3 separate regions of the Homo sapiens genome follow, and regions 2 and 3 are each linked to region 1. A link is a loop called in an ENCODE intact Hi-C map of the cell type or tissue named here. Cell type or tissue: heart right ventricle. All regions are shown on one strand. Each heading gives the region's core, and the rest is flanking DNA. Links, peaks and the distances in the headings are about the cores only. Region 1 has its middle 31 kb from the start of VIT. Region 2 overlaps CRIM1 (cysteine rich transmembrane BMP regulator 1). Region 3 overlaps CRIM1 (cysteine rich transmembrane BMP regulator 1).

Evidence for each region. Hi-C counts contacts between places; a loop is a spot of excess contacts. Peaks named below come from ENCODE experiments on the same cell type or tissue, not always from the same donor. Only the 100,000 strongest peaks of a DNase experiment are listed, where the experiment ranks them.
Region 2: a loop joins it to region 1, with 2.3 times the contacts of the local background. A loop is called at or near these places in 20 of 110 quality-filtered maps.
Region 3: it touches region 1 in a loop (4-fold over the local background); 21 of 110 quality-filtered maps call a loop at or near these places.

What each region holds. Positions count from the first base shown.
Region 1 is chr2:36,660,642-36,671,044 of GRCh38, reverse strand. No RefSeq gene overlaps it. Among named protein-coding and RNA genes, the nearest start is that of VIT, 31 kb to the left of the region's middle. In heart right ventricle, for the core only: a CTCF peak has its summit at 6,744 (motif pointing right); no DNase peak of the experiment used is centred there; H3K27me3 peaks cover 495 bases.
Region 2 is chr2:36,525,167-36,535,569 of GRCh38, reverse strand. The region is part of intron 13 of CRIM1 (cysteine rich transmembrane BMP regulator 1); the gene reads right to left. Among named protein-coding and RNA genes, the nearest start is that of FEZ2, 68 kb to the left of the region's middle. In heart right ventricle, for the core only: a CTCF peak has its summit at 4,449; no DNase peak of the experiment used is centred there; H3K27ac peaks cover 2,780 bases.
Region 3 is chr2:36,538,703-36,549,105 of GRCh38, reverse strand. CRIM1 (cysteine rich transmembrane BMP regulator 1) reads right to left here. Exons shown (of 17, transcript NM_016441.3): 15 at 4,608-4,730; 16 at 1,935-2,122; 17 at 1-581. The coding sequence ends at 405. Among named protein-coding and RNA genes, the nearest start is that of FEZ2, 54 kb to the left of the region's middle. In heart right ventricle, for the core only: no CTCF peak of the experiment used is centred there; no DNase peak of the experiment used is centred there; H3K27ac peaks cover 3,024 bases.

The sequences.
Region 1 (10,403 bases), core at 3,665-8,664:
TCCCAGTGCGACCTGGAGTATCCCAGGAAGAATGTCATTCAGTTTCTGCTTACCTTCACTACAGAAGGACAAAGCTTTGCCTGCCAGCCAGAGGAACCTCCTCAAATGTTAAGTACTTAAAGTTCTTTTCCCAATGGCCTGGAAAAATAATATGTCATTTTTATGTTGTTCCAGATATGCCAGTCTCTGAGTACCATCATGGCTATAATAGCACCTACCGTCTATCTCCCCTCTGGAATGTCCTGAGAGACAGGACATTTCCTTAGTCCTTAGTCGTCGCAAACCCAGCACAGTGCCTGGCAATTAATTAATAGCCATTGAAGAAATACTGGTTTCTACATTGATAGTTCTGGGGGCTGGAATGGCTTGTGCTTTCAGCCTCTGCAACATTGTTCTGTTACAAATCTCATCTGAGCCCAATGAAACTCTTTCTTAAAGAATATCGCATGCGTATACCAACTAGAGCTCATTTAATGAGTAGAAAGAAAGCCAGAGTAACTTCTTTCAGGGATTTAAAAAACTGAATTGCTAGCACTTTTAAAGGATTAAGGCCAGTGTTTAATCATCCAAACTAGATTTTTTTTTCTGGAATTAATATCAAGCTCATCTCTCTGTTGTTTCTGTACCATGTTTTGTTCCTTTCTTTGAAGTTCAGGCCTGCATGTCTGTCTGCGGCCTGAGACATTCCTCCCATTGTCTATGATCTTGTAACTCTTACCTGAAGTGGCTTTGATATGACATTGACAGGTTTCTTCTGCACTCTGGTTATTTGAGCCTGAGATCAACTCATTTGGCCTATTACCTCTTCCTTGCCTGTTGAAGGCCATGGGTTCCATTTTGAAAACGATTCCACTTGCTGAAGAACGTGGGACAACAAAGTAGCCTGAGAGGCCTGGCTTCTCCCAGTCATCAAAGAGTTCTGGGTGGAGTCACACTGAGTTCTTTAAATTTTTGTTTCTCCCCCTTTCATCCTCTTCCCTTTCTTTCCTCTACTTCTGTCCTTTAGCCATTTTGGAATTACAGGGGATCTTATGGTCAGGTTTCAGTTGTTAGGTGCAGGCATTACTTTGAAGCCACGTGCTCTTTGAGAATATCTAAGCATGAAATCTTCCCCCTGTTTTCTCAAATTTATTTGAAACTCTGTTAGGCTTGCTATTTAGTTTTTTTTCTGACCATAAAAATTAAGTTGGTTTATTAGCAAATATTTAGAAAACACAGAAGAGTACTGAGAATAAAATAAAACAATTTATGTTTCCCTCAGAGGATTCTGTTTTGCATTTTGGGGGGTGAGTGTGTGTGTGTGTGTGTGTGTTTACATTATAACAAGTCCCAAAATATGCTTTACACCTCTCCTTGTATGTGTGAACTTTTGTCTTTGAGGGTCACAGAATATGAGACAACATAAAAAGTCCCATTTAACGTTTCTGGTTTAATGTAAATATGTATAATCTATATATAATACAGTGGGATGACATTCTGAAGTATTAATTGATTTTTTTATTCCCACACTTCCTCATACCCCCATAATCTCCCCTCAGATGGGTCAGGAGACAGGAGGCTTCCTTTGCTTCAAGGGAAGCTGTCGTGGTGGAACCAGATGACAAAGCCTGCATACTCTGATTTTCAATTTCAAAAACTACAACCCCGGAGTGAGACTGATGGATCAGGAAAAAAATGTAGTCAACTCACTTCTTTCCATTACCTTTGTCCCTTTCTATTACAAATATGTGGAAATATGACAAAAGTTTTATTAGGACCTATAACAAAAGAAAACTCCCAGTTACAACAACAATAACAAAAATTATCAAAAAATAAGCTGGGCATGGTGGTTCATGCCTGTAATCATGCACTTTGGGAGGGTGAGGCAGGCAGATCACCTGAGGTCAGGAGTTCAAGACCAGCCTAGTCTGGCCAACATGGTGAAACCCCATCTCTACTAAAAATACAAAAAAAAAAAAAAAAAAAAAAATTAGCTGGGCATTGTGGTGCATGCCTGTAATTCCAGCTACTCAGGAGGCTGAGGCGGGAGAATCCCTTGAACCTAGGAGGCAGAGGTTGCAGTCAGCTGAGATCACGCCACTGCACTGCAGCCTGGGCAACAGCACGAGACTCCATAAAAAAAAAAAAAAAAAAAAAAGACAAAACCCCCTAAATTATCAAGAAGTGAACTTCAAAAGAAATGTACAGGTCTAGCATACAAAAATTAGTATAAAAATGAGTTTACAGAGGGTCATAAAGGAAGACAAGAAGGCAGAAATAAATGTAGAGAGAGATATGTCTTTTGGGTGACAGGAAGGCTTACTACTACCAAGATGCTAATTCTCCCTAAATTAACTTGTAAAGTTCAGGCACTTTCAATCAAAATCTCATCAGGATTACTTGTGGAACTTGACAGTATCATCGCAAAGATCAAATGGAAGAATAAACATGCAGGAATATTGAGGAAATTCGGAGTTGAGGGGTATGAGAAAACTTGCTCGATGACAAATCAAAACTATTATGAAGCTATACAAAACTGGTGCAGGAATAAAAATCGAGATCAATGGAATGGAATAGATATCGGAAATAAATTCTAAGGTATATGAAAGTTTTTTTTCCCTAGATTTACTGCAATAATTTCCCAATTTTAAAAATTATAGTCTCCTATCTCTTTTATTAATCTCTTTCTAGGCTTTCTCCCCAAGACAGCCAGAGTCATTGCCTAAAAACATAATAGGGTTATATATAAACCTTTGGCTTAAAAGCTTTCAGTGGTTTTCCTTGCACTTGGAATTAAATCCATATTCCTACACTGAGTGGCCAGACCCGCTTCTCCCGCTAACCTCACTCACAGCATGCCTCTCTATGCTCAGCAGGTCTCAGCCACGCTGGCCAGTTTCCGTCCTCCATAGAGCCAAGTTCTTTCCCCCTACGGAGCATTTGCATGAGCTGCTCCTTCCACATGGAGCGCTTTTCCCCGACTCTTTCCCAGGCTGGCTCAATCCTATTATTTGAGCTCCAGCTCCCATTCAATGGAACTTCCTTCAAGCAGTCTGTGAGAGGAAACTGCCCCACATCTACGCTTCATTATTTTCTCTCTGTGGTCATTTGTTTCCTTCGCAGCACTTTGCAAGTTGCAATACTTATCTGTTTGCTTATTATGATCTCCTCCTCGGTACTCCATATTCCACGATGGCTGGGACCATTCTCTGCTCATCATTGTCCCTCCGGCATCTAGCGCAGAACATGCCACAGCAGTAACTCAGTCAGTGTTTGTGGAGTGAAAGAAGGAATGCATACATGCGTGGATAATAAAGTTAGCTCTTTGAATCAGTGGGGAGAAGCTAGGTTATTGAAGAAATGATGTTTGGGCAACAGGGTAGCTCTTTGGAACAACAAAACCCACGAATTCCTTACCTTCTTGCACAAAAATGAATTTATGGTTAATCAAAGTTTTAGTTTAAAATTTTAAAAACATAACATTTTTGTCTCCACCATCTTCATTGAGGTATAGTTGACAATACGGATTATATATATTTAAGTGTACAATGTGATTATCTGATATAGGTGTACGTTGTGTGATGATTACCAGAATTCAATTAACTGACACATCTATCACCACACAGTTACCATTTGTGTGTGTGTGTGTGTGTGTGTGTGTGTGTGTGTGTGTGTGGTGATAAGGACACTTAGGATCTACTCTGTTAGCAAATTTCAAGTAGACAATACAATATAATAAACTATAATCACCATGCTTTACATTACCTCCATAGTACTTATTCACCTTATAACTGAAAGTTTGTATATTTGACCAATATCTCCCCATTTTTTTCCATCTCTAAGCCCCTGGCAATCACCATTCTACTCTCTGCTTCTGTGAGTTCAACTTTTTTAGTTTGTACATATAACTGAGAACATAAAGTACTTATCTTGCTGTATCTTATTTCACTTAACATAATGTCCTCCAGGTTCATCCATGTTGTTGCAAATGGCAGACTTTTCTTCTTTTTATGATTGAATAATATTCGTGTGTGTGTGTAGATACCACATTTCCTTTATCCATTCATTTGTCAGTGGTCACTTATGTTGTTTCCATATCTTGGCTATTGTAAATAATGCTACAGTGAACATGATAGTGCAGATATCTCTTAAAGGTACTGATTTGGGCCGGGTGCAGTGGCTCATGCCCATAAGCCCAGCACTTTGGGAGGCTGAAGCAGGAGGATCACTTGAGGCCAGGAGTTTGAGACCAGTCTGAGCAACATACTGAGATCCTGTCTCTACAAACAATTTTTTTTTAATTAGCTGGGCCTGGTGGCATATACCTGCCAGCTACTCGGGAAGGTGAGGTGGGAAGATCACTTGAGCTCAGGAGTTCCAGGCTACAGTGAGCTATGATCACACCACTGCACTCCAGCCTTGGCGACAGAGTAAGGCCCTCCTCTTAAATATATATGTATTTTATTTCCTTTGTGTATGTACCCAGAAGTGAGATTGCTGGATCATATTGTAGTTTAGGTTTTAATTTTTTGAGGAATCTTCATACTGTTTTCCATGACTGTATCAATTTACATTCCCGTCAACAGTGTACAAAGGCTTCGTTTTCTCCACACCCTCACCAACACTTGTTATCTCTCGTCTTTTTGATAACAGCCACCCTAACAGGTGTGAGGTAGTATCTCCTTGTGAAAACCTTAACATTTTCTAAAGAAAACATAACAATATTTTTACATATCTTGTGAGCTAATACATGCGTATAATTCTTTGTGGGTTAAAAACAAAACAAAACAAAACAAAATGTGATGGAGCCCATATGTGGCCTAAAAGCTTAAAAAATTTACTGTCTGGCCCTTTAAGGAAAAGTTTGGTGATAACTAAGAAATATCTTGTATCTTTTGTTAAAAATTTAAAATCACTCTATCTTATGTTTAAAAAATTTTTTGGCATTGATGTATATAAACCTAATGTCATAAGCATATCATTGTCTTGACTTTCAGTGTAAGTTGATGTCACTGTGAGCTAATACATGTGTATAATTCTTTGTGGGTTAAAACAAAACAAAACAAATATGATAGAGCCCATATGTGACCTAAAAGCTTAAAAGATTCACTTTCTGGCCCTTTAAGGAAAAGTTTGGTGATAACTAAGAAATGTCTTGTATCTTTCGTTAAAAATTTAAAATCGCTCTATCTTATGTTAAAAAAAATTTTGGCGTTGATGTATATAAACCTAATGCCATAAGCAATATTATTGTCTTGACTTTCAGTGTAAGTTGATGTCACAGAGAACACACCAAAGGCAATGGTTTAAATGAAACAGGATCTAATTTTGCTCTTGCAAAAAATTACCAAGCTAAGCTTTTCAAGGCTGATAGGGTGACTGCAACCTCAATCTGCATCTTCCGTCTCCCAGCCAATGGGAAGATGGAGGGGCAAATGGAAACACAGGCAATTTCACCTTATCCAGAAGTTAGTCTCATGGACATGGTGTGCATCTTTTTTGTTCACATTCTGCTTACTGGAATATGGCCATGTCTAGCTGCATGGGAGACTGGGAATGTTGTCCTTAGATGGACAGCCTTCTTCCAAGCTTGAATTAAGAAGCTCCATTATTAAAAGCCAGGGAGAATGATTACTGATGGACATCTTGGAGTTCCTGCCGCAAAGAGTAACTTGGCCCCAATGCCACTGGGCTTATTCTTCTCTTCTCACTCATATTTTGCCTTAGATTAGTTCTAAAATTAGTTTTATTTAGATTTTCCCTTTTTGAAACTCAAGATTCAAAGTTCACAGAGAGGTTTATGCTTTTCTTGCCAGTATCATTTCCCTGTCTTTGCAAAAGTTTATTCATTCTATCCCAGGTTAGCAAACCCATTGCCCTTGTAATAGGGACTGATTCAGAAAGCCGAACTATGTATTTCAACACCTTCTCTGTTCCAGGCATTCATTTTTAAAACCCTTTCTCTTTCCCAAAGTCATGTTCATCAGCCTAATTTGCAGAGCAGCAGTCAGCAAACGTTTCCTTAAAGGGCCAGACAGTAAATCTTTTAAGCTTTTAAGCCACATATGGGCTCTATCACATTTTGTTTTGTTTTGTTCTGTTTTGTTTTTAACCCTCTAAAATGTAAAAATTATTGATAGCTTTCAGGCTGTGCAAAAATAGACTGCTGAGCTGGATGTGGTGCACATGCCATAGTCTGCTGACTCTTGTTGCAGAGCAATGTATGTCTGTATATTTCTCTTGAACAGTGGGGAAGTGGAAGTTACAGTATTCCAGCACCAGATGGTATATATCCAGGAACTATAGGGAACATCTTGCTACATCTGAACAATGACTACAGCTCTGTAACCCCAATACAGCTATGTTTGCTGCTGCACACTGAGTCTGATGGCCAACAATTATAACATAGTCAGATCCTAAAGATTTATGCTCTCTATATATCATGTTGCCAGGATGAAAGTTGAAGTTTGAGGTTCAAGGTTGAAAGATGAAAGTTGAAACTTTTTTTCAATGTTATAAACATCAATCTGTTTGTACATACCTTTGTTGATACTGTAATAGCTCAGACAATATATAGCTTAGAAATGACTTTCAAATTCCCGACTTTAAAATTCATACAGATTGCATAATCTATAAATATTCATTATCATTCATGATATAATTAATCAGCAAGTATTTATTGAATGTCTACCATATGCCGGGCACTGTACTAGATGGCGGGAATACAACCGTTAACAAAACAAAGTCCTTGCTCTCCAGTAGGGGGAGCTCACATTATAGAGGAGAAACATGGCAAATAAACAAATAAGCACATCCATTTAGAGCACAGCCGGTGCTGACAAGTGCTATGATGAAAAACAAAGCAAGACAAAGAAATAGATATTGTTTGAAGCGACTATTTTAGAGTGGTAAGAAGGTCTTTAAAATGAGGCGAGAGTTGAACTCAGTCAAGAATGCAATGCAGGAGCAAGCCATATAGTTATCTAGGGGCTATCTAGGGAACAGAGGAGGGTCGGGGGAGGCGCAGGGAGCAGGGTAAAGGCTTTCAGTGAGGTGTGTTTAGGATCAGGAAAGGGCCAGCTGACTGGAGTGGAGAGAGGCTAATAAAGCCAGGGAATATAGGACCTTTTAATTCATTATAAGGTCTTTGGATTTTATTTTGCGGGAGACGGGAAGCCTTAGAAAGATTTTGAGCAATGAAGGGTTATGATCGAATTGAGGTTTTAAGGGAGGTGTTGTCATTGCTGTGCAGCAAATACATTAAGGGCAAGAGGAGAATCAGGTGCACTAGGTGGGAGGTTATTATAATTGTGCAGGTGAGAGATGACAGTGCTTGGGCTAGGCAGTGGTGGGAAATGTAACTATTTTCATGTGGTTCAGCACACAAGAAAAAGTTTGTCTTTAATTGTATATATTTTCTAATCCCGGAGGAATCCAGTACCACCTAATTGTTTATCCCAGAATAGGCACTGCTAGCCAAAGCCTCTTACAATGGAAAACACAGGCTAATTAAACTAGGATTTACTATATGGTTTACTTTTATATCTCAAAATCTAGACATAGCCATGTTATAATTGCTAATAAAGGGCCGTGGCTATAAATCAGGATGACTTCATGAGGCAATGTTTGCTTTTAATATTGAAGAATTGACAGAACTCTATTTAGAACTGAGTTATGTACAACACTAATCTTTCAGGGATGGCTTGATTTTCAGTCCTCTATTTCCATCATTGGATTGCTTTGTTGCAATAGGAATGAACACAAGCAAATGTAACTCTATGCCTAACAATGCAAGGCAACAACTGCATACAAACAAAGCTAAGCTCAAAGTGCACGCTCAATTAATTGTTGTGAATGACAACTGAGTGATAAAGTTTAGCATTTAAAAATTAACAAATTCAAGTGCTGAGGACACCATAGAAAATTAGATGTCTATGGGTACCCTCCAAGTTAACTTACTTTTCTAATTTACTTCTAAGGAGTGGCTTAGGTGCAGGGTAAATAAAGTTTATTTTGTCTCCGTTCTTCCATTTCTCTGCCATTTTTTTATTCTCCATTTTAAAAGTTTTATTTAAAAAGTAAACCTTAACGTCGAAAATGCAAACCAGGGGAGGGCAGAAAGATCACACACTAGGCTGTAACTTCACACTAGGTTGCACGCTGGCCGGGCAGAGCTGCTCCTCACTTCCCAGACAGTGGGGCGGCCAGGCAGAGGCGCTCCTCACTTCCCAGATGGGGAGGCGGCCAGGCAGATGTGCTCCTCACTTCCCACATGGTGGAGTGGCCGGGCAAAGGTCTCTGCCATTTTTTAAAGTTCACTTCAATACTAAGTTTGGCATTTTTTTTCCCTCTCCAACATTCCCCAAACTCACTTACTAGTGGAATTTTTTTTTCTTTTTTTTTTTTTTTGGTTATTTGTTTCTCTTAAAAAAACAAAGAGGAGGGTATTTTATCAAGGCAAAATAGGTTCTCTTGCTAAGACTAATCTTTCTTCTTTTACTTTTTTGATAGTTACATAAAAGAAAATGTACAGATTCAAATACACTATGCAGCTTAATGAGGTTTTGTTTATGTATATACTCATGCAACTACTATCCTGATCAAGATATAACATATTTACAGCATTCCAAATAATCCTTTCTGCTGCTTACTAGTCAATACCCCACCAATGGGAATCATACTGAGCTCTATCTCCATAGTTTTGCCTGTTTTTGAACTTTACAAATGGAATCATATAGTATGTATTGTTGGCCCTTTGTATCCATGGGTTACACATCCATGGATTCAGTCAACCATGGGCTAAAAATATTTGAAAAAAAAATTGCATCAGTACTAAACATGTACAGACTTTTTCCCTTGTCATTATTCACTAAAAAAGACAGTCTAATAACTATTTACATAATGTTTATATTGTATTAAGTATTATAAGTAATCTAGAGCTGATTTAAAGTGTACTGAGAGGGTGTGGATATGCAAACACTATGCCATTTCATATGAGGGACTTGAGCATCCTCGGATTTTAGTATCGGGGCAGTCCTGGAACGAATCACCAATCATGCCCAGGTACCAAGGGATCATTGTATTCTTTTGTATCCGGCTTCTTTTACTAAAAAAAAAAATTTTTTTTTTTTGAGACAAGGTCCCACTCTGTCACTCAGACTGGAGTGCAGTGGTGCAATCACGGCTGACTGCAGCCTCGACCACCCAGGCTCAGGTGCTCCTCCCACCTCAGGCTCCCAAGCGTCTGAAACTAGAGGCATGTGTCACCACGCCCAGCTAATTTTTGTGTGTATTTTTTGTAGAGACAAGGTCTCGCCTTGTTGCCCAGGCTAGTCTCAAACTCCTGGGCTTAAGCAATCCACCCACCTTGGCCTCCCAAAGTGCTGGGATTACAGGTGCGTGCCACTGCATCTGGCCTGGCCTACTCAATGTTATGTATATAAAATTCATCAAAGTTGTCACATATAGCAGTTCTTTTTTTTTTCACTGCTGTTTGGTACTCCATTATGTAAATATACTTCAATTTATTTATCTGTTGTAATGTCTCTGGACTTTGGTAGTCTTCAGTTTTGGGCTATTGTGAGTAAAGCTCTGTGAACATTCTTATACATGTCTTTAGGTGGATATAAGTACTGATTTATGTTGAACGTATACCTAAAGGTTGAATTGCTGCATGAGAGGTTCTGTGTATATTGACTAACTTTTGCATAAAACAAAGAATAAGTTAGTGCCAGGAAGATGATAGTGTTAGATGATTGATTTGATTTGATAACATTTAATTAAATTACTTGAAATTGTTTGCTTGGTTATTATTTTGCTCTTTATAAAAGATGGTGAAAAAATATACCTCACTCATTAAGATGGCCACTGTTTTAAAAAACACAGAAAATAACAAGTGTTGGCAAGGATATGGGAAAATTGGAACCCTATGCATTGCTTGTGCAAATATAAAATGGTGCAGCAGCTATGGAAAATAGTATGGAGGTTCCTCAAAAATTCCAAATAGAATTATCACATGATCTAGCAATCCCACTTCTGGGTATATATCCAAAAGAATTGAAAACAGTATCTCAAAGATTGATTTGCATACTCATGTTCATTGCAGTGTTATTAACAATAGCCAGGAGGTGGAAGCCACCTAAATGTCCATCAACAGATGGATGGATAAATGAAATGTGGTCTATACATACAATGGAATATTATTCAGCTTTAAAAAAGGAGCAAATCCTGCCATGTGCTACAACGTGGATGAACCTTGAGGATGTTTTGCTAAGTGACATAAGCCAGTCACAAAAAGACAAACGCTGCATGATTCCATTTATATGAGGAATCTAAAGTAGTCAAACTCTTAGAAAGTAGAATAGTGGTTAGCAGGGGTTAGGGGGAGGGGAAAAAGAAAAGTTACTGTTTAATGGCTATAGAGT
Region 2 (10,403 bases), core at 1,336-6,335, 130 kb after region 1:
TCTAAGGTTCAACAAGGGGCATTAAGTAATCATGGAAAGTTCTAGTTGTAATCAGAAATCAATTTTTCAGTATCTATTAAAAAATGCACTTCCCTATGTTTGTAGATGCTCCACAGAAATTTTCTGGCACACTAGTTATTAGGCTAAAAACTCATTTGGAGGCTTTCAAAAGAAACTCATGATAGAAGTTCTTGATTAATATGGAATCCTTAAAAGAGGCGACTTCACTAAGGTATCCAAAATGCACGTGTCAAATTGGCTGAACAGAATCATCCAATGATGCCTAATTTAAGTAGTACTCTGAACTTCCTTTCCCCTCTCTCCTTCCCCCTCCCTCACCTTCCTTCCTTCTCCCTCCATCCTTCCTTCCCTCCTTTTTACCCTCCCTCCCTCCCTCCTGTCCTCCTTCCTTCCCCCTCTCTCCTTCCTTCCCCTTCCCTCCCTCCCTCCCTCCCTCCTTCCCTCTCTCCTTCATTCCTTCTTTCCTTCCTCTCTCCATACACATGAGAATAATGATGGGAAGAACTTAGACTGAGCCTGGACACTGCATTGAGGACATTAGTTTTGGCCATCAAATTTAGAGTCTATTTTGCTGAGAATTCTTTATGAAAAGAAGCAATGTTTGATAGAGCAGTATCACTGATTATATTTTACATGAACCTTGGCCCATACAATGCAATATCACTGAATAAAATTTGAGTAACAGTGTTACCGTACAAAGAAACCAGACAGGAGGTAAAACTCCTCATTCCATCTTGTCCATAACTCTTCTGACTCAAGGCCAAGCAGTGGTCTATACTGTCTATATTCTTTTTTTTTTCTTTCCTTCCTTCCTTCCATCTTCCTTTTCCTTCTTCCTGTCTTCCTTTTCCTTCTTCCTGTCTTCCTTTTCCTTCCTGTATTTCCTTCCTTCCTTCCCTTCCTTTCCCTTCCTGTCTGTATTTTCCTTCCTTCCTTCCTGTCCCTCCCTCCCTCTTCCTGTCTCTCCCTTCCTTCCTCCCTTCCTTCCTGTCCCTCCCTCTCTCCCTTCCTTCCTCTCCCTCCCTTCCCTATCCCTCTCTCCCTCCCTGTCCTTCCCTTCCTTCCTGCCTATATTTTCCTTCCTGTCCCTCCCCTCCCTCTCTCCCTCCCTTCCTGTCCCCTTCCTTCCTGTCTGTATTTTTCCCTTCCTTCCTTCCCCCTCCCTCCCTTCCTTCCCCTTCCCTCCCTCTTTCCTTCCCTCCTCCTCCCTCCCTCCTTTTCTCCTTCTTTCCTTCCCCCTCCCTCCTTCCTTTCTCATCCCTCCTTCCTGTCCCCTCCATCCTTTCTTTCCTCCTTCCCCCTCCCTCCTTCCCCACCCTCCTTCCTTCCTTATCTTTCCCATCCTTTTCTCCCTCCTTCCTTCCCACTCCCTCCTTCCTTCCTTCCTTCTTCCCCCTTCCTGCCCTCTCCCTCATTCTTCCCTCCTTTCCCCTCCTTCCCTCCCTCCTTCCTTCCTTTCCCCTCTCTCCTTCCCACTCCCTCACCTTCCTTCCTTCTCCCTCTGTCCTTCCTTCTCTCCTTTTCACCCTCCCTCCCTCCTTTCCTTCCTTCCTTCCTTCCCCCTCTCTCCTTCCTTCCCTTTCCCTCCCACCCTCTTTCCTTCCCTCTCTCCTTCATTCCTTCTTTCCTTCCCTTCCTCTCTCCACACACGAGAATAATGATGGGAAGAACTTAGACTGAGCGTGGACCTAAAGCACCTGGCTATGATGTGTGGTGTTTTCTGAATGATACTGACCTATGTAGAATAATTTCAACTGATGTATCAAAACCACAGAAGAAATATCAAAGATCAAATGCTGAGCTACAGCATACAGGGTTTATGTAAATACTCTTTCAGTAACTGTATGAGATCACTGTCTAAAAGAATATTTATAAAATGATATTATGAGAAAGAACAACCACTCTGAATGCCTTGGAGGCAATGGGAAAACCAATAACTTTTTTCTTTTTCTCAAGAGACAGGGTCTCACTCTGTTGCCCAGGCTGGAGTGTAGTGGTGCAATCATAGCTCTTTGAACTTCTGGGCTCAAGTGATCCTCCTACTTTAACCTCCTGAGTAGTTAGGACTACTAGTATGCACCATTATGCCTGGATAATTTTTAGGGTTTTTTTTTTTTTTTTTTGTGGAGATGGGGTCTCATTGTGTTGGCCAGGCTGGTCTTGAACTCCTGGCCTCAAGCTAGCTACCTGCCTTAGTCTCCCAAAATGCTGGAATTATAGGCATGAGCCACCAACACCTTGCTCAGTATCCTCATTTCTTTTCCTAGATACACTGTCTCCTTCAATGACACATAGGGACCCATTTGCGAAAACGCCATCAGGAAGTTTTGGAAGCTACCAGGTTTAAAGGGAGATGTGGTAGCTATTCCATGCAATTCGAGGTTCTATAAATTAAAATAATAGTCACTGTAGTCTTTTGGGGGAAACAGCATAATCTAATTGAGACTACATATAAATGTATTTTAAGCACTCAGCCTGAAGAGGGATGTAGAAATAAAGACTGGGAATATCCAACGAAAAATAACCAAAACAGTTTATGTGTGGCTATCAGGGTTGTGCCATTTAACTCTAAAGGCTACGTTTATTATTCCAACTGGTTTGCTTATTCTGACAATTAAGTTTTGTTCTTTGATACCTAATAATAATCGTAACTTCCACTTACTGAATGCCCACTACATACCAGGCCCTGTGTTAAGCATGTTACCTGCATCAATGCCATTTGATCTCCATTGCCCAATGGGTCAGGGTATTGTTTCAATTCTACAGAAAAATGAGGCACAAGATTCAATCAGTTGTCCAAGATGCACAGCTAGGAAGTGGCAGGGTGAGGAGGGGAACCACAGCGGGTCTGGTTCCACAGTCCGCCAGCACCTCTGTCTGTTGTGTGCCAAGCCGGATAACCTGTGGAGGGACCACTTGCCCGGACAAGGATCAATCAGTGCCACACAAACAAGCTGTTACTTCTCACTGACTCTTGAAAATGGGGACTCGAATTTATCTTTGTCTTCAAAGATAAATTGTCCTTTACCTGACTGCATCATACCTCACACAGTGCTATCAAGGAGTGGAGATAACCAAGTGGGTTATTTAGGTAATTTAGGATTCCTGGTCCTCCTTAGGAACATCTCTGTTTAACACTTCTCTCTCCCCTCACAATCTCTCCCTCCCACTCTCTCAAAGAGGATTAGAGGAGAATGTTCCAAGGAAACCATGAGGTATGACACTAACATAATAACGTTTATTTTTAAAACAAACCAATCAGGGGTTATATATCCAAATAAACATGATCCCCTTCTAAGTAGTCCTGGTAGGCTGTAAACTCTTCCAATGGTACTGCCGCTGCTGCACAGCTTTGGAATTTTCCTCTTGCGATGGCGTCCAGGGCCAATTTTGAAACGTGCAAAGAAGATGGTTACTATTTCACAGTTACACCTTGGTTTAGATCGGCTTCGCTACTTATTTTTCTCAGCTATGGCCCCTATCTTATCCGTCAGATTCAGTTTGAAATGACTTTTGGCCTCTTTCAGAAACAAAGTCTCTGCAAGAATACAAAGATTTACTTCTGCCATCACCGTCAACTACGTCAGGGACCTGGAGCCCTTTGCTGGATGCAGCTGGTCCTTCCATGGGGCTGCTTACCTCATGGGATGCTCAGACAAACATCTTCTTTTCTTTTGGGATTCAGATATGAGCAATATTATCTTGCATCACATATGATTACAATAAAAATATACAATGTCTTTCAGCAGTAGAGTCTGGAAAATTCAGTGTGGGTTCCCTCCTGCCTATTTTCCCTCAATTCTGGTTCATATCACAAGAGGAGGAAGAAGCGGCAAGGCCTTGAAATGTTAATTCCTTTCCGGTTAACTTCTTCAACTGTTTAAACTTCATTATCTTACCTCTTTTCAAGATAAGAAAAGAAGACTTAACAGGCTGTTAAGGCTGGACTTTGTTTTTACTCCTGAGCTATTTTAATTATGCCATAAAACTAATTAACAGCTAGGGAAAATCTAGAACTGTGTTATTTTCTTCCTCTACAAAGATCCAATTTAGTATTCCAGGAGTCACTGAGATGGTGGCACAGCCCTGCTCTGAAACTGACCATGATGTAGGATATACATGAGCCTCTGGAAAAAAAAAAAAACAAAAAACCAAAAACCAAAAACGCATCTCCAGATTCTTCCTCCTCTTTCCTCTGTGGAAGGATATAAAAACCAAAATGGACTCTAACCTATGTTATAGTTGGATTTCTTGATTTCTGCCTAGGAGGCAACTTCTTACATAGATACTTCAATTTCTAAATCTGGTGGTCATGAAGTCAGAGGCTTGGTGTGGGAGTAACCTCCTGGGAGGAAGTCAGGCTGCTTTAGAAATTGCATCAGTTCTTTCAAATCTCCTGCGTACTATTTAGAGTCCTGAAAAGTAATTTACTCTGGGATCCTGGTGGCCAAGAAGCTAAATGCAGCTCTTAATCTCAGAATAAGTCTCACTGCAAAACAAGCCAACACAGTACTATAACGGGGGCATTTGTTCTTCCCACACATTGAGATCAAGGCCCCCCGAGTGTCATCCTAAGTGTTGGGGATGCAGACGTGAACAAGGCATTCAAGGCCTTGGTCCTCAGGAGACGCTCCTGCACCCAGAGGGTCTCGTCAGCTTTGTGGGAGTCCATATCCAAATGGATGAGCCCAGTGTCTGGAAAAGACGCGCAGACAGCTGGTCCTGCTAATAACATGATATTACAGTTTGGGTTCTTAAGTTTGAGGTTTGAGGGATTTACAGAAAACTTCAGTGAAGTCATTTAGGCAGGCATACAAAGGGCCCATGTATACTATGGGTAACATGAGATTTAGAAAGGGGAGCGGTAGAAAAGGCAGCCAAGTATTACCAATGACATAGCTGACCTGGGCAAGAATAGGGGAAGTACTTCTAAAAATGTTAGTTTATACCTGTAACAATGCATTACAGCACTCTCTAAGCCACAAAGGAATAAAATACCACTTTCATTTCACTTTCTAACAAGACACTGAAATCCCTGGCTTGTCATGTGCTTTTCATTCTGTATTGTCGGTCACATGCTGGGCACAAACTCCACACTTGGAGAATAAATAGAATGTGAGCACCTCCTGTTTGAGAAACTGGCTTCACTTGTTTTTTTAAAAAACATAAAGAAGAGACTTAAACACATGGAAATTGTAATGATGCAGGGATCTGAGAAAATAATGTACGGGCCACTAAGAACTCATAGACAGAAGATGATGACTGATTTTCAATGCGCTGACTCACCAGGCCTTTACAGACTGTAAAAGAATGAAAAGATGGAACTCAACTGAAGTCTTGCTCAAAACAGATGCAGGGGGCCTAGACAATTTCAATGAGGCAGAGATCTAATACACAGTCATTCTGTCAGGAAATGATTAAAGAATTCTGGTTAAAAATGCAACAAATGCTTACTGATTTAATTAAATCTTTGGGTATTTTACTTTATAACTTTTAGCTTCCAATAAAAAAAAATCTGATCTTAATCCATCTTTCTTTTAAAAAAATGAGGTACATGCTGTCATGTCGGCTGACTCCTACCTCTCCATACTGCCTCAATCTTAATTGCTGTGAAAGCAGATTTGGCCACAGTTTAAGGCTTTTCTTAGAATTCCATTTTTGTTTTATTTTATTTCATTTATTTCTTAGGGTAGGAAGTGCAAGTAATTTATAAAGGTTAAAAGAGCCTATCAGATTTCTTCAACATACTAGAAAGAAATAGGTGATTGCTCAGGCTTCCAAGTCCTAGTTCTACAAAAAGAAATCTCACCAAACTAGTAAACACAGTCACTTTTGGCTGAGAACCACTGCATGCAGAGGACACAATTTCTCAGTAATAGAGCTTACTCCTTGTGTTAAGCATTTGTTATGGGTTGATTAAGCACTTCATGGATAGTTGTTGAAGGAAACATTTTATTTTCAACTTTAAATGTGGTCTCATGTCATAGTAGGGCCTACAATCCAAGATGCATCTACAGGTACATGGACATTATTCACATAAATCATTTTGGAAATATAAAAATGTCATTTTAAAAGGCAGGCAGAAACAACTAAAGATCAAGGTGGCCCAAATAAGGAGGAAGAAATACAACTTCTTTTAGGACTTAAAAGAAGCAATCCATGTAAAAGTCGGGGTATACCATCTTGTTAAGAAAACCTTAACGTAGAAGCCATTGGACCTTCCAGATTGGCCAGTTTCTGCACCTATAGAAGATGTTTTATCTGGTCACAGTCCAAGTCCTGTTAAGAAGACTCTGCCAGCAGTCTCCAGAGGGTTCTTATCAGGTGGGCCCTCTTGTGATGGGGTCTTCCCCCATATCCTTGACCACTAGAGGGTACAAAATCAGGTTTGGCCTCCTGGACCAAAATAAGAGAAAGGCAGATACTGTTGGATCTCTCTGGAAATAGCAGTGCAGCAGCCTAACTTCCGTGCAGCAGAGCTCTTTAAATTAAGAACGTGGGGCTGGAGCGGAGCACACCTAAAGACTATGCAGCTTAGGGGTTTTTCCCAAGTTAACCAGAACAACTTGAATTTCTGTTTACACAGCCGGGGGCCTGGAAAGGATACTGAAGTGAGAAGAGAAAGCTGCTTATGGAAGCAGCAAGATCAGTTGCTTCCTAGGGCATAGGGTAAGACCCAAACAAACTGAAATCAAACACTGCTTATTTTTGTTGTGATAACTTTAGACCAGTTCCAAAGTTAGCATGGTGCACGACAACCAGAATGTTTTCATTTTTATACTCTCTAAACAATACACAGAAAATCATCCTGTTTCCCCTTCTTTCAAATCACACCTCTCATCTTTTGTTTCAATCTTTTTAGCACTAACTGTGACAACCTGGGCCTCCGTGTAGGTCCACAGTAACTGACAGCACTGAAGAATGTGCAGGAGGTATACATCTCCCTATGAGGGTGCGCCCTGATGATAAATGCCACGTACTCTGTTCCCAGGAATCACAGTGGATCATGCACAGTAAGTTCAGACTCTTCAAATGGGACTAGCCTCTCAACATAAACCAAAATAAATGAGCCCTATTTTCTCACTTCTGATAATGTCTAGAGGTATGAAAGAACAGTGTGGTTTGTGGGCAAGGCCCTGTCACAACACAGCTGAGCTACAGAAAGCACACTGTTTCTACCTGGGTTACGATGGAGTGACCAAAGTGACATGGGCTTTTTAAGATGGGAGCAGGCAGGATGAGGTACACTGCCAAAGCATTATCTAAGATATTCTCGGCCTCGAAAAGCTCATCACTGAGATGTTATATCCAGGCATTTCTCTTGTAGAAAGCCAGACGCTACATTTAACAGTGAGACACTAGAATCTATTTGATAATGTTACTCAGATCAGCTGCAATCTGTGTTACGAGAGCAGCAATTCTACTGAATCAATATACACTTAAATTGTGTTTACTGTTTATAAAGTATTTTTGCATATGTACATTATGTCATTTAATATTCTTGGCACTTTTGTGAAGCACAGGACAATATTATTATTGCCATCTTATAGATGAGGAAACTGAACTAGGGTTACATCATATCACCGAGACATAAAGCTAGAATGTGACAGAGCTGTGATTATAATGCTCTGGCTCCAAGGGAAGTTCTCTTTCCAATGTGCAGAAGCTTTTAATTTTAAGAAAATACACTGGAGAAGCAGCGGTGAAAAATGTTCCAATGAAGGTGGGCACCATCATATCATTATGGTTTCGAAATGCGTAACATTAAGTTTCATGGGTTGTATAGCTTAAAGATGCCTGAATTAAATATTTACTATAATTGATTCTTGGGCTGAATTAAATACACAATGACCAACAGATGTTCCAAAGAGATGCTATATATCTCTAAGATACCAGTTTAGTAGAGTTATGTTTAAATAAACAGAAATCTAAGCAAAAGGAATAATGTATTGACTTGATATAAGGTATAGACATTTCCCTATTAAGGTTAAGTATTATTTAATCATTTGCGAGTTGAAGATCACTATGGAGAAGATCACTATACAGTGACAGTATCACAGCCAGTTGAGAAGAAATACAGTCACAACACAAGCTAAGCCAGCTCCATGGCAAAGTCCCACTTCGAATATTAGTAAATATATAAATATAAAAATAGCTAACTTCTAATCAAACAGAGGTATTAATACAACCTGTAAGAAATTTTTAGTGTACCATCTACCTATAATAGAACTCATTTTCACAGATCCTTAAAGATATATGACACTTAAAAACACTTCAATGATACTCGCTGATTAGAAGGCATGTAATCAGAACATTTTAACTTAGTTCACATGGAAGTTATGAGCCACATATATACTTGTATTTATTTTATATAATGTATAAGTAAATATTTATATTATATATAATAAACACAAACAATCATCCACAATTTCTGAAGTGAGAAAGATACACTGACTCAAGAATTTCTAGCCAACAAATGACTTTAAAAATCTGACCTTGAAATATCTTCTAAAATAACACGTAGTTACTAACAAATACTTGCCAAGTCATAATTTTCAAAACAATGTTCTACATACTAACACTTAAGACTTAGCCAACACATGAGCTATTTATTCAACGTCAGTCCTGATCACCTAGAGTGGCTTAACTGGGGGACATACCTGAGCATCTTGACTTCCAAAGTCAACAGGTATGATGCAGCAATGAAGTGGGCTTGAAAATCCTGGAAATTAACCTAAGATAGACGTTACGATCAAAGTAGTACTTTTTCTTTTTAATATCTGACCAGGAATGACTGACCCCTGGACACAGGGAGGATCCACTGAAAGACTCACGGTCCCCCCTCCAGAAGCTGCCAGAGTCTGGCACTCAGTATGGGCAGAAGCATCACCAACACGAACATTAGAGCAAGGTTGATGTGGTCAGGGCTCATATGGGGATATGAGTATCCCCACAGGCATATGAGTGGTGTGGTATGAGGGCTGCTAATTTACTTCTCTGCTATCCTCCTTGAAGTCATGAAATAAAGACTTCACTGAAAGCACTGAAATAATTTTTGCTCTGGCAAGGTTTGAGAAAGGCATGTAGCATGTCATCAGTGAAATGGCCATGGGATGCTTTAGAAACGAGTACACTCTTGCATGGCTAAGTAGGTCATAACAGAGGCATTTGCTGTTTACAAGGAACCACATATGAAATCTCTTTTCACCCATCAGAATTCCCACCAGACCTTTTATCTCCACCTGCGTCATACTTGTCAACTTTTGATTCTTGTTCTTCATCCTTTAACCCTTCATTATAGTCAGCTTATGAAAATAAAATCTAAGTTTGAATGTATTTACTTAGAAAACCAGAGTACAAAAAAAAATTAGGGAATCAGAAGATGTTCCATTAAAGTGAATGGGTAATTACTACTTAGTTTCTTTCTAGTAGAACAATGAATTCCCTAATGATGGATATTATAAGAAACTAGACAAAGCTGTTCACTTTTCAAAATTAATCATCAATCCTATTAATTATGTCTATATTACATATCCTATTAAATTAGCACACATAATATGAGGCCCTCGAACATCAAAAGAGAAGCATTATCATTGCTCATTAGTGACTTGACAATTTGACACAAGGAACACAAATACTTGTAATCAGAAAACTATTTTTGGTAGAATCACCACTTTTCATTTTTCTTACAGTAGGAAAAAAGGATACTTCACATGCATACTTTTTTTTTGACCACTAATAAAAGAGGTCCCTTAATTGTGAGTTTGAGGTTTTTAGAGATCTGTATTTGACTAATTAGGGAGAACATTCATCCATGGAAGAGCCCTACAGCCAAGGTGAGGTCAGCACTGTGGGCTGGGGTGAGATAGTCTGTACATTCTAACAGTGAGATACACAAGATCCTGAGAATAGATGATAATCTGAGTTAAAACTGAGAAAGCCTAAACCAGGAAACAATGCGAGCACTGGTCTTTGGTGCCCACTGGAAAAACAATTGGGTGCTTTAAGACATGCCGCCTGATGGTGTGTTTCCATGTTTTTCCTTTGCTCAGTGACCTCTGGATGGTGATAAAGGCTCTGCCAATGAAGCACAGCTGGCAACTGCCTTTGGGTGTGCTTGTGCTGGCCAGGCTTGGCACCCTTATATAGGGACCAAGCTGACTGGAAGTCAGGACTTCTTAGTTGATAAGAGAACAAGCCCAAACGCAAACCGGAGAGTCAGACAGGAAATCCCTATATCATAGTCATGAACTTGACTTCGTATGTTTAGATATAGCAGGGCTAGATAAGAAAGGATGAAGGCCTATCTAACAACGCTACTTGCAAAGTAAATATGATGCAGACAGAAGAGGGCTTAATGACTATTTCAATAATACAACACA
Region 3 (10,403 bases), core at 4,334-9,333, 120 kb after region 1:
AAAAAATAACCTCTGGGCCACTGAACTGCTTTTATGTTACCAGGTTTCTCCCCGAGCCAAGCTGACCAATTTTTCTTCCCAACACCACCCTCCCACCCATTTCCCCATCCAAACTCACTGTCCCCACCCCAAATATCTCTACAGCTATCTTACAGGCAAATATATCTTAGCAACTTTAAAAACTTTGGTTCTAAGAAAACACTTGGTCAGTTATCTTGAGGAAAAGTGGGAATGCTTGTTCTGCACATTGCTGTAGACAGAGCCCATCCCAGTAAGGTCTTAGCGCTGTACATCAAGTCACAATCCAATACAATCCACTAAGCAAGTGCACAAATTCTAGTTTACTTTTTAGAGCAGATTTAGTCGTCTTCCGTCTTTTGAAACCTCATCCTAGTTGCCTTTCTTCACACTGTTTGGTAGAAATTGTCTGCCTGTAGATGGTTCTGTTTTTGCATGCTGTAGAAGCCACTGAATCTTGCATCTGGTTCTGCAATTCTTAGCATTCTCTGGGAACTGTCCACCTGGACTCTGGTTCCTTTCTTGCAGTCCACAGATACTAGCTGATTATTTAAGGAAGAAGGCTATTTAATGAGAGGAGGAATAAAACCACAAAAAATTAGTTGCTTTACATTATCTCAAATGAACAGAAATTTAGTACCTAACTCAGGTGAGATAACAGTTTCACAATTCATTGATTGATAGCCTGTATGCAGATTATCACATCTTGTTCTAGTACCAACTATACTTTTATGAGGGACACTGACAAACTGTATTTTAAGGTGAAATGTCAAGAAACTGTCAAATAGGGAGATGAAGGAACTGAAAAAAAAAAAAAAAAGACTGGTGAAATGATTTCAAATCCTTGAAGTGCAGACCTTGTGTTTCAAGGGGGCTGAAGAATGAGTGGAAGGTAGGCAGATTTTAAAAACAAAGGGATGACTTCTAACCACTCAGACTGTACAACACTATCATAGGCTGGGCCAGCCTGTGTGTTGCTAGTCACTCCATACACTTTATGAGCGGGTCTGTTTCCCAGCTTTGGACACTGGCAACTGTATCCTGACCCAGCACAGAGGCTGTGCCCAATGTACATTTGTTCAAAGAAAAATCGGAGGCAGGATAACCGCAGGACAGAATTTTTACATGGAAGGGTTAACCAGATGGTAAATTACATTACATAATTGTTCAGGCTGTTTCCAATTCTTAAGGTTTATGATTAAAATAAACCAACTCAAGGCAAAAGGTAGAATTAGAGTTGGAAGGGATTATGATTTATTTCCCTTAATTAATACAGTTTTTTCTTGTCTTTCAAAATAGGCAGATTTAGAGGCCCTTTATGTTTGTACTGAAAACAAACATACATCTTTTCTCCCTTAGTGTGAAATCTGCCTCTCCCTACCTTGTCTACTATTACTTTCCACCACCTCTTCATCTTTTGCGACCTTTCCACTTGGTGCTTGCCTTTGGTGCACTGACCTGTTCCTTTTGCCTTTTGTATACCCTCATGATCTTCCAGCCCTCTCCTGAGTATTATCTCCATCCCTTTGGGACTTTTTTTCTCTCCCAATTCTAAGTTGACTGATGACTAAGAAATGCCAGGTGATCACGTTTTAATGTCTAATATAAACAATGATTTAGGAATAAATCCAGGAGTATTTGTTCATTTGAAAACTTCAGAGTACATCGAGAAAACTGGATCCATGTAAGGTTAGGCTTCATTAACCAATGGATAATGGATAATTCACCTTGTGATCAGTCCAGCCCTGGGCAAGTACTATGTATTTGATTCATACTATAGCCTGGTATGGATTTGAGGCTATGAAGAGCAAAGTAAAAACTTCACTGGTTAAGACACAAGGTTTCAAGCAATTTCAATATGAGTGTAAGTTTTCCTAGATTCATCATTCAAGAGACTAACTTTTGCAAGACAGTACCTTAGTTGGTGTTCGATACCAGCAAAGCAGTGGTATCCACTGTTTCTTCTGATTGATGAATAGGAATGCTATTATAATAGAGAGGCATATAATTATGGGAACCACAACTGAGGCAATGGAGTCCAGTGAAGAATCTTCACTTGGGTGCAGCCTGTTATCTCTGTAATCTACCTGGAGGTGACCCATATCTAGGAGAAAAAAAATTATAAGCATTTATTACCTAAACCAGAATTGTTAAGGATTATTTTAATGACATTGCAAATAGAGATCAGCAACTTGGTTTTATTGCTTCCCAGTTTTTTGAGGCTAAAAATGTGATTAAAATCTAATGTTGATCCAAAGAGCTCTTAGTAGAGAGCAGAGCGCTTAGGGATGAATGTTAAAAAAAAAAAAAAAAAAAAAAAAAAATCAGAGTGAGAATCTTAATAATTGGGTAAGATGATGCCGGCTCTAGCTAATCAAGGAAATAAGAAGGTGCTTAGGTAGATTTTGAAAAAGTGAATTAGACCATGAAAATATTTTGATTACTGTTAACATACATGGTCTTCTCAGATTTCGAAGGAGAAACATTAGCTGATTTATTGGCAAACAGGAGACTAGAACAAAGTATGTTCTTTTACTATTAATTAATTAGTGTTAATAGCTAAGACTAATTAGATTAAAACTAATCAATCAGGAAGTTGGTCTTTTGGTTGATACTCTGGTTCACTGAACTCTAAGCAATATTGTCTTACTTTTCATAAACTTGTTGAAAATCTTGCTTAGGCCTATTAGATCATTTTTCTGCCTTAATGAATTATATCGCATAGGTGACTACATTTAGTTTTGCACTTATGAATGATGACCTTTATGTTCTTTTAAAATATCTCTCTTACAATGAATGTTGCAGACAAAAATAAGGTTAAACACATACCAATAGGGGGCACTCCCTAAAGTTTCCTTATTTTTATATTCTGTTTTGTTTCAAATAAATCATTGTAGTCAGGTTTTCTAAATGCATTAAAAATCAATTTAGTTAAAGACACATGACACACAGTATCAAAAGGAGTTACTCCTAAATTGTTCTGGAAATTCAGCTCATGAAGTGACAGAGCTTTGTGGTATGTAACACTGTGGTTTAAAACTCAGATTTTAAATGATATGCTTCTGTGTGTGTTCTGGAGGGGTGGTGGGAGCAGGGAGGAATGGGAGGTAGAAAACATTCCTAATCATTTTAGCCAGTGCAGATGGCAATAAAACTTTATAGAAACATATTTTCCAGCATCAAGAAAAATGTCAAAGAGTAACATTTTATTGATGAATTCAGATTTTAAATATACAATGAATAAAAGAATGAATTTTACTTTCCCATATTCCAAATCAAATAGAAAGCAGTTTTAGGAATATGTGTCATACAAGAAGAATAAGATATAAATTAAGGAAGGTCTTGGTGAAAGAAAAATGAAGCTGCAAGTGAGGTCTGTTTACAAAATTCAGTCTTCCAGTTCTGTTTCTGTGCTAAAACCAAGCCATCAAAGTTAGCTTTGAGCTTTGTAGCAGCCAAAGCCAAAAACGGAAACAACTATCAGTCTTTAATACGATTCACAATGTCTTTTAGGTTAAAACAAATCAGTTGCCTAGGAGAAGCATACATTTTCTTGCTATTGATGCATGAGAAAATTTCTCTTTAGGGGCTTTATAACATAGATACTATGCAATGCACAGGTCTTCAGTCATAAGAATAGTCGTACTTACAGTATGTTGAAGTCTAGCCTCTAGAACAGGGTCTGGCATACAGCAGGCACTAATATTTACTGACTGAATGAATGTAAGCATAATGCTAAAGCACACTCAGAACAATTATACAGAGAGCCAAAAACACTAGGTCCAGGAATTTGACTTTCTGGTCATCTGGTTTGATCCAAGCATAACGTTTAGAATATCTAGAGTAACAGACAATTAATCTCTCTCAAGCAATGAATATTGCTTCTTCCAAAAGAAATATAAGTTATATAGCAATGATTTGGAAAATATGGTTGGAGGACACAGGAGGCAGTACTGAGTCACGGCTAAGAGCAAGTTTATACTACTGATCAAGAAGAGGTCTACTTTTATAGAAAAGGAAATAGTGACAGCTATTGGGAGACAAAATAACATCTTTATTACGCACAGACTGAAAGGATAGAGCAAGATAAAAAGGCATGGAGTAAACCTGGTGACTAGAAAAATCAACATAGGTGATAAGTTTAGCTCACATGAAGTGAAAACTGCCCAGAAGTAGAGGGTAACCTAATGTACAAATGCTCAGTGCGGAATCTACAAGAGACAGTGACTAATTCATGATTACTCTCCTTACAAAGTTTATATATACATACGTTTGAGAGATGGCTTAGAAGTTCCAGATACCAGGCTCTTATGACTAGGAACATATTTATTTCCATTTATTTCCGTCATCACAAAGTCTCTGAGCACAGAGGGCCAGGAAGGAGGCATTTAATCCAGTTACCTGCTGACTTATTTTATCAATGTGTGGTGTAAATATGTTTCAGCCAAGCAGGTCTGCCCGGGAATAGTTATTTGAATTTACTTCAGCAAGTCATTTTAAAAGTTACTCATAGGAAATTTTAAAAATTAGAAAACACCTAAGTAGACCACATAGAAAACTAGCAGATCTCAGCTGCCTTCAATGCTTACCTCTAGGGAGATGGACGATATCATTTTCACTAGGCGTGGGCCACAGGGGAACCTCCAGGTCAACCTCTCCTCGATGGTTTGTCTTCTCAATGGGTATATTGGTTGGTTCTGGGACATACATTTCTAAAAGAAGGGAACATTTTTCCTAAGAGATGATGAAGCTGCTGTATTGTTGGCTTTTGTATTCTCAATCCAAATGGTGCACTCAATTCAAGACCACATTTCCTGGGACATGAAAGATGCAGTTTCTGCCATTTACATCATTCATCACTCATGCTAGAGAATCACGAGCTTTGCAGTGAGGAGAAACATGTCTTATAACATTTAAAAGATGAAAGAATTCTCTACTCCACCAGGGTCAAAAACTGCTTTTTCACGTCAAATGGTGTTGGTTTTATAATTTTATGGAAACTGAAGGGGACTAGCTGAAGTTATTTATTACTTTCCAGCAGCTAATAAATGTTGGTGTTTAATAGCTGCTGCTCTTTAATATGGGGGTATTGAATAACTTACATAAAATATGTTAGCAAAACTTGAAAAAGTTAAAGCACTGTCCACTTCTTATGGACTTCTTGGCCATTTCCTCTCCTTTCTCTTCCCCTAAATGGGAATGGACTGTAGGTAGACCTCATGAGTATAAGTCTCAGATGTCCATTATGTTACCACTGGAACCATTTAGATTAGAAGCTGATCTTCAGTAAATATATTTACATTATCCAGTTTGATCAGATAGGTATTATACTACAACATAAAACAAACAGAAGAATATTATTTATCTCAAATATCAGGTCTTTTTAAAAAAAAAAAAAATCAGAACTTTTCTCAGCTCCTACAAATATTTCTTTGTATTTATACTTCATCCAGCTAACGACAACTAGCCCCACATTTTAAAGCAATTAATTCTTCAGAACCTGTTTTCAAAATGTGACAATAAAAGTTTGTGTCATGCACGTATTTCCTTTCGGGCAGATCCTGCCATATTATTCACTGATTTTTTTATAAAGCAATTACTCAACACGTAGGATCCTAAATACTCACCATAGCCTAATTTAGACCAACATAAAATATACAGTATAAGTATATAAATTAAAATAGGATTAATAATCCCCTCTGCTCAGAGTGATTGTTTTCTGTCTCAAAGTTAACAGGCTTTTGAGAAGTAAACCTTAAGATGACTTTGAGAGAAGAGGAAAGTGATAGAGAAGAGAGTACTTGCTAAGCTTCCCCCATGAGTTAACTGGGTACCCAGCCAGGGAAAGAAACCCAGAGAGGTTAAGTTAAATCGCTCAAAATCATGCATCTAGTAAGTGGTAGAGCTGGGATTCAAATGCAGTTCTGTGATTCCAAAGCCCAAGTTATCTTGTTGCCTCCAAGAATAGTCTTCTGCTTTCTTAGTTATATTATAAAACCTTTAAACATAAAAAGAACTGGGAACAATTATAGTTTCTACAGGTTCAGTGCATCCCTGCAAACTCGAGAATTAAAAATAGAAGTTACTGAAAACATTACCATTTGCAGGTGCAGGGGCCTGAGCACAAACCAGTGACTCTCAAATTTTTAAAAATCATATCAGAATTACCCAAAGAGCTTAGAAAATGTGCTGACTCTCACAGGTCCTGATTCGGTAGGTCTGGACTAGGTGATTCCGGGAGGTGTGTGCAGGGGGATGGTATTTAATGCACCCACTGAAAAACTCTCATGTGTGGTATGAATTTCCTGGGTGAATATGGGCAGAAAAGCCATGTCGCCATTTACTTGACACCTTTCAGTGCCACACACACCCTTCTGCCCCTCCCCTGCCTAGTCCAGGGCTTCACACTGAGCCTTCCTATGACAATAGGGGCCGAACTGCCACTGGTTTCTGAGGCCTCAGTGTAAAGGGCAAATGCGACACCAATTCCAACAAACCTGTAAATGTCAATGGCTAAGTAGTAAAAGTTTCTGCAGAGGCCCCAGAGCTGGGATTGATTCAGTTCCACCTCAGGTTTTTTCCTGAGTGAGAGGGAGAGACGTAACTTTGGAATTCTTTTGCCTTGACCCTGCATATGGGTAGATTTCCGGTGAAACTCCACCAAGCTGAGGCATGACAGTGAGTCCTCTTCCCACAGGGGCTCTACTTGGAAACAGCAGGGAAAGTTAGAAGGATCTGTCTATGGTGAAGGAGGATGTCTTCTTCAGTGATTAATTGTATTACCATTTGTTCAACAAATATTTCCTGAGCACTTCCTACATGGCAGGCACTGGTTTTGGGCATACAGTTTTGAGTGAGACCAATCCTGGCCCCCATGGGTCTCTCCTGATGAGTGATGCCTGACAGCCACTTCTTACTTCCAGCAGCTCATAACCTGTCCTGTGTATTAGCTCACTCCACCACTCAGTTCAGCTCTGATTAAAATCCACCCACACCTCCTTCTTTATCACAGAACACGCACAGCTCCAGTTCACAGTCCTCAAGTCCAAGGGAAGAGAGTCATTTCCCTTTAATTTGAACATAAAAGGGAAGCTGCCTCTGAGCAGTTTTGCCAAAAAGAACAATTCTTTCAGTTAAAAAACTGCTTGTTGAAACAAAAAGAAGTGGGAATGCTATTTGTTTCCACGCCTAGACCCAGGCCGCCTTCTATGGCCAAAGACCGCCTTCAACCCAAGACTCTAAAATATAACCCTTCTGGTATTTACTAGAAGAGCCCTTTACAGCTGTTGGCATTACAGATGGACAGTGCCAGGGAGATTTACACAAAGCTACATCCAGCCCTACCACGAAGATCACGGGCACACGGTCACAATCGCTCCTGTGCTCATACTTGACCTGCGCTTTGGAGGAACTCAAGATAATTTACTGGGGATATATTTTACTTTCAGAGGCATCTGGTCATCTCTAAGAGTTGCCTTCCTTAAAATGTCCTCTTCTGGAATACGGGGCGAGGTGCTTGGTGCTTACAAGCTGAGGTCAGCATTTTTTTGGGAGATGGAACCTGAGGTCAATTTAGGAGCAGGGGTCTCATCCTCTGCTAACCAGCTCCATGACTTCGGATAACCCTCTTACCTTTCCTGAGCCTCAGTTTCTTCTGTAAAGAGACAGGTGCTAATCACCTAACAGCTCATAGGTTCTGTACTCATATCCAAAGATGGTAAAGGTGAAACTGTTTTGTAAAGAAAGAGGATATTCAGAATGTTAGTTGCTATGTCTAAAGGAAGAAGCAAGGTTCTTGTTTGCTGGACAGACCGGGAAGTGCTCCCACACCATCATTTCTGAGATGGTATAATCCTCACAGCATTTCTGGGAGGTGGCATGTGCTATCCAGATGAGAAATGGAAGCGTGAAACTTTGGTGGTGAGTCTTGACTAAGATCACACAATGAACCGATGCAAGAATGGGACAGGAATACAGCCTTCCTGGCAGCCCATACTGGATCAAACAGAAGGTGGCAAAAGCTCAACTGATTGCAGTATTTGCTTAAAGATAGAAAAATGTTTCATCAGGAATACAGCAGATGCAGAAAGGAGAGTTAACAGAAATTAAATTTCAACCCAATAGTAAATCTTAACTGAGAAGTCACTGGAGAAATCTCTAATGATGAACAAGGATGTTAGCAATATCTGTACTCTCTCTTATCAAACTCACAAACCAAGGAGAATGAATTGACCTCTATTTCTACCACCACTACCTGAATTTGGGTCCTTGTTATCACACCGAGGACATTTGCAGTGCCTGTTACAGCTGTCCTGGCCTCTGGTCTCTCTCTGCTTTAGTCCTTCCTGCACACCACCCTGTTACACAAAGGTTACCCCAAAACATCTTTGTGAACATGTCATTCAGCTGCTCAAAAATAAGCCTCCCCATTCCCTATAAAGAACAAAATCTACACTCTTCATTTGATAATTAAGGCCTGAAAAATCCTTGCCAAAGCTACTGTTTCTGTCCTTACCTACTGCTACTAAAACTCACTGCTCCAGAGGCACTGGCCTTGACCTTAGAGGCACCGGCCTTGACTTTTCCCATCTCAGGTCTTGGTTGGGTTATCCTCTTCACTCCAATGAAGACAGCACATCTGTCCTTTAAAATCTAGCTCATGTCCTTTCTCTGTGAAACCCTCCAAGGACCCTCAACTTCACAGTCTGTCTTATTCATGAACTTGGCACTTATGGTCTGCATGAGAGTTGCATAACCATAACTCGCAATGGGAGAGGTGAATTGAATTCACCTCTCCCATTCTTTCTTGAAATCACTCTGATTAGACTTTGCCTCCACCACTGTACTTCTGTGAAGTTCATTACAGCAGTGCTAAGTGCACAAGTCTGTTCCCACATCGCATCTTACGTGGCTAACAGTGGCGCTTGATTGAGCAGTTTACTCTTTCCTACCAGAAACCCTTTCTCCACCTGGTTTCCATGTCACTGACCCTCTTGGCTTCTTCCTTTATTCCTGGTGCTCCTTCTCTATTTCTTTTGCTAGGCCCTCTGCACCTGCTCAGTCTCCAAAAGTCAGAAGGTCTCAGGGCTCGGTCCTGCGCTCTCTTTTCTTTTCTATTTATTCTTACCCTTCGGTGCTCTCATCTAGTCTCAAGGCTTAAAAACCTTGAGACTAGAAACCACCTATGGCTAAACTTTCAAATTTGTAGATCTACTTTCAGTTTCTTTCCTGAAGCCCAGATTAGATATTTGTCTATTCATTAGCTCCACTTTGATGCTGAATGACTATTTCAAGCTAAAAATGCCCCAAACCAAAATGTCGTAGTCATCCTTGGCTCCTCTTCCACTCACTCCCCGCATACATTGAAATCCTACTGATGCGACTCATATGGCATAGTCAGAACCTGCCCACTTCTCCCCACCTCCACGGCTACCACCCTGTCCAAGTCACTGTCATCTCTCGCCCGGATTCTTAAAAAAGTCTCCAAGTTGGTCTCTCTGCTTTCACTATTGACCTCCATGCCCCACAGTCTATGTTCAACCCAGCACCAGAGAAATCCCATTCAAAGGTAAGTCAGATCCTGTCGCTCCCTGCTCCAAACCTTCCAAGGTTTCATCTCACTCAATACAATCTTGCACTCATCTGCGAGACCCTTTGTGTCTGGCCGTGGCTGCCTCTCTGCCCCACCTCTTACCTCCTCCATGCTCACTGAGTTACCTCCACACAGCTCCTCCTGAACATGCACCTTGAACACTGCTCTACCTTGAACACGCACAGCACGTTCCCACTCCAGGGCCTTGGCGCTGGCTATACCCAGAGGTTCTGCCTGTTCCCCATGAGAACTGCAATTCTGGGTCTCTTCATTAAATCTCATCTTGTTGGTAAGGTGCTCCCTGACCATTCTACATAATACAAAACAACCTGCCTGCCCCACTTCTCCCCAGCCTCTCTGTCTTGCTATGCCTTTCTCCAGAGCCGGATCCCCATCTTGGTGGCTACCTAGTTACTGTTTACCTGTTAGCTGCCTGGCTTCTCCCTACTACAACGTAAGCTCCGTGTGCACTGCTATTTGGTTCACTGCTGTGTCCCCAGTGCCTAGAACAGTGCTTGGCACATAAAAGGCATTAAATGACTCTTCGTGAAATAAATAAGGTCAAGTTTCATCATTTATATCATTAAAAGCATATTACTGGGGAAACTGGTATGAAATTTGTGAAACATAGGTGAATATACACTAGATAAAATAATTCCAGTGGAAAACCATATATTTTTTCTTATTCTCATTTAAAGCACTTAAGACTTGCTTTTTCCATATACACAGCAAGTGTGTATATGGAAAACTATAAAGAGAACCCAACTGAAGGCTCTGAAAAATGGTTCCACCC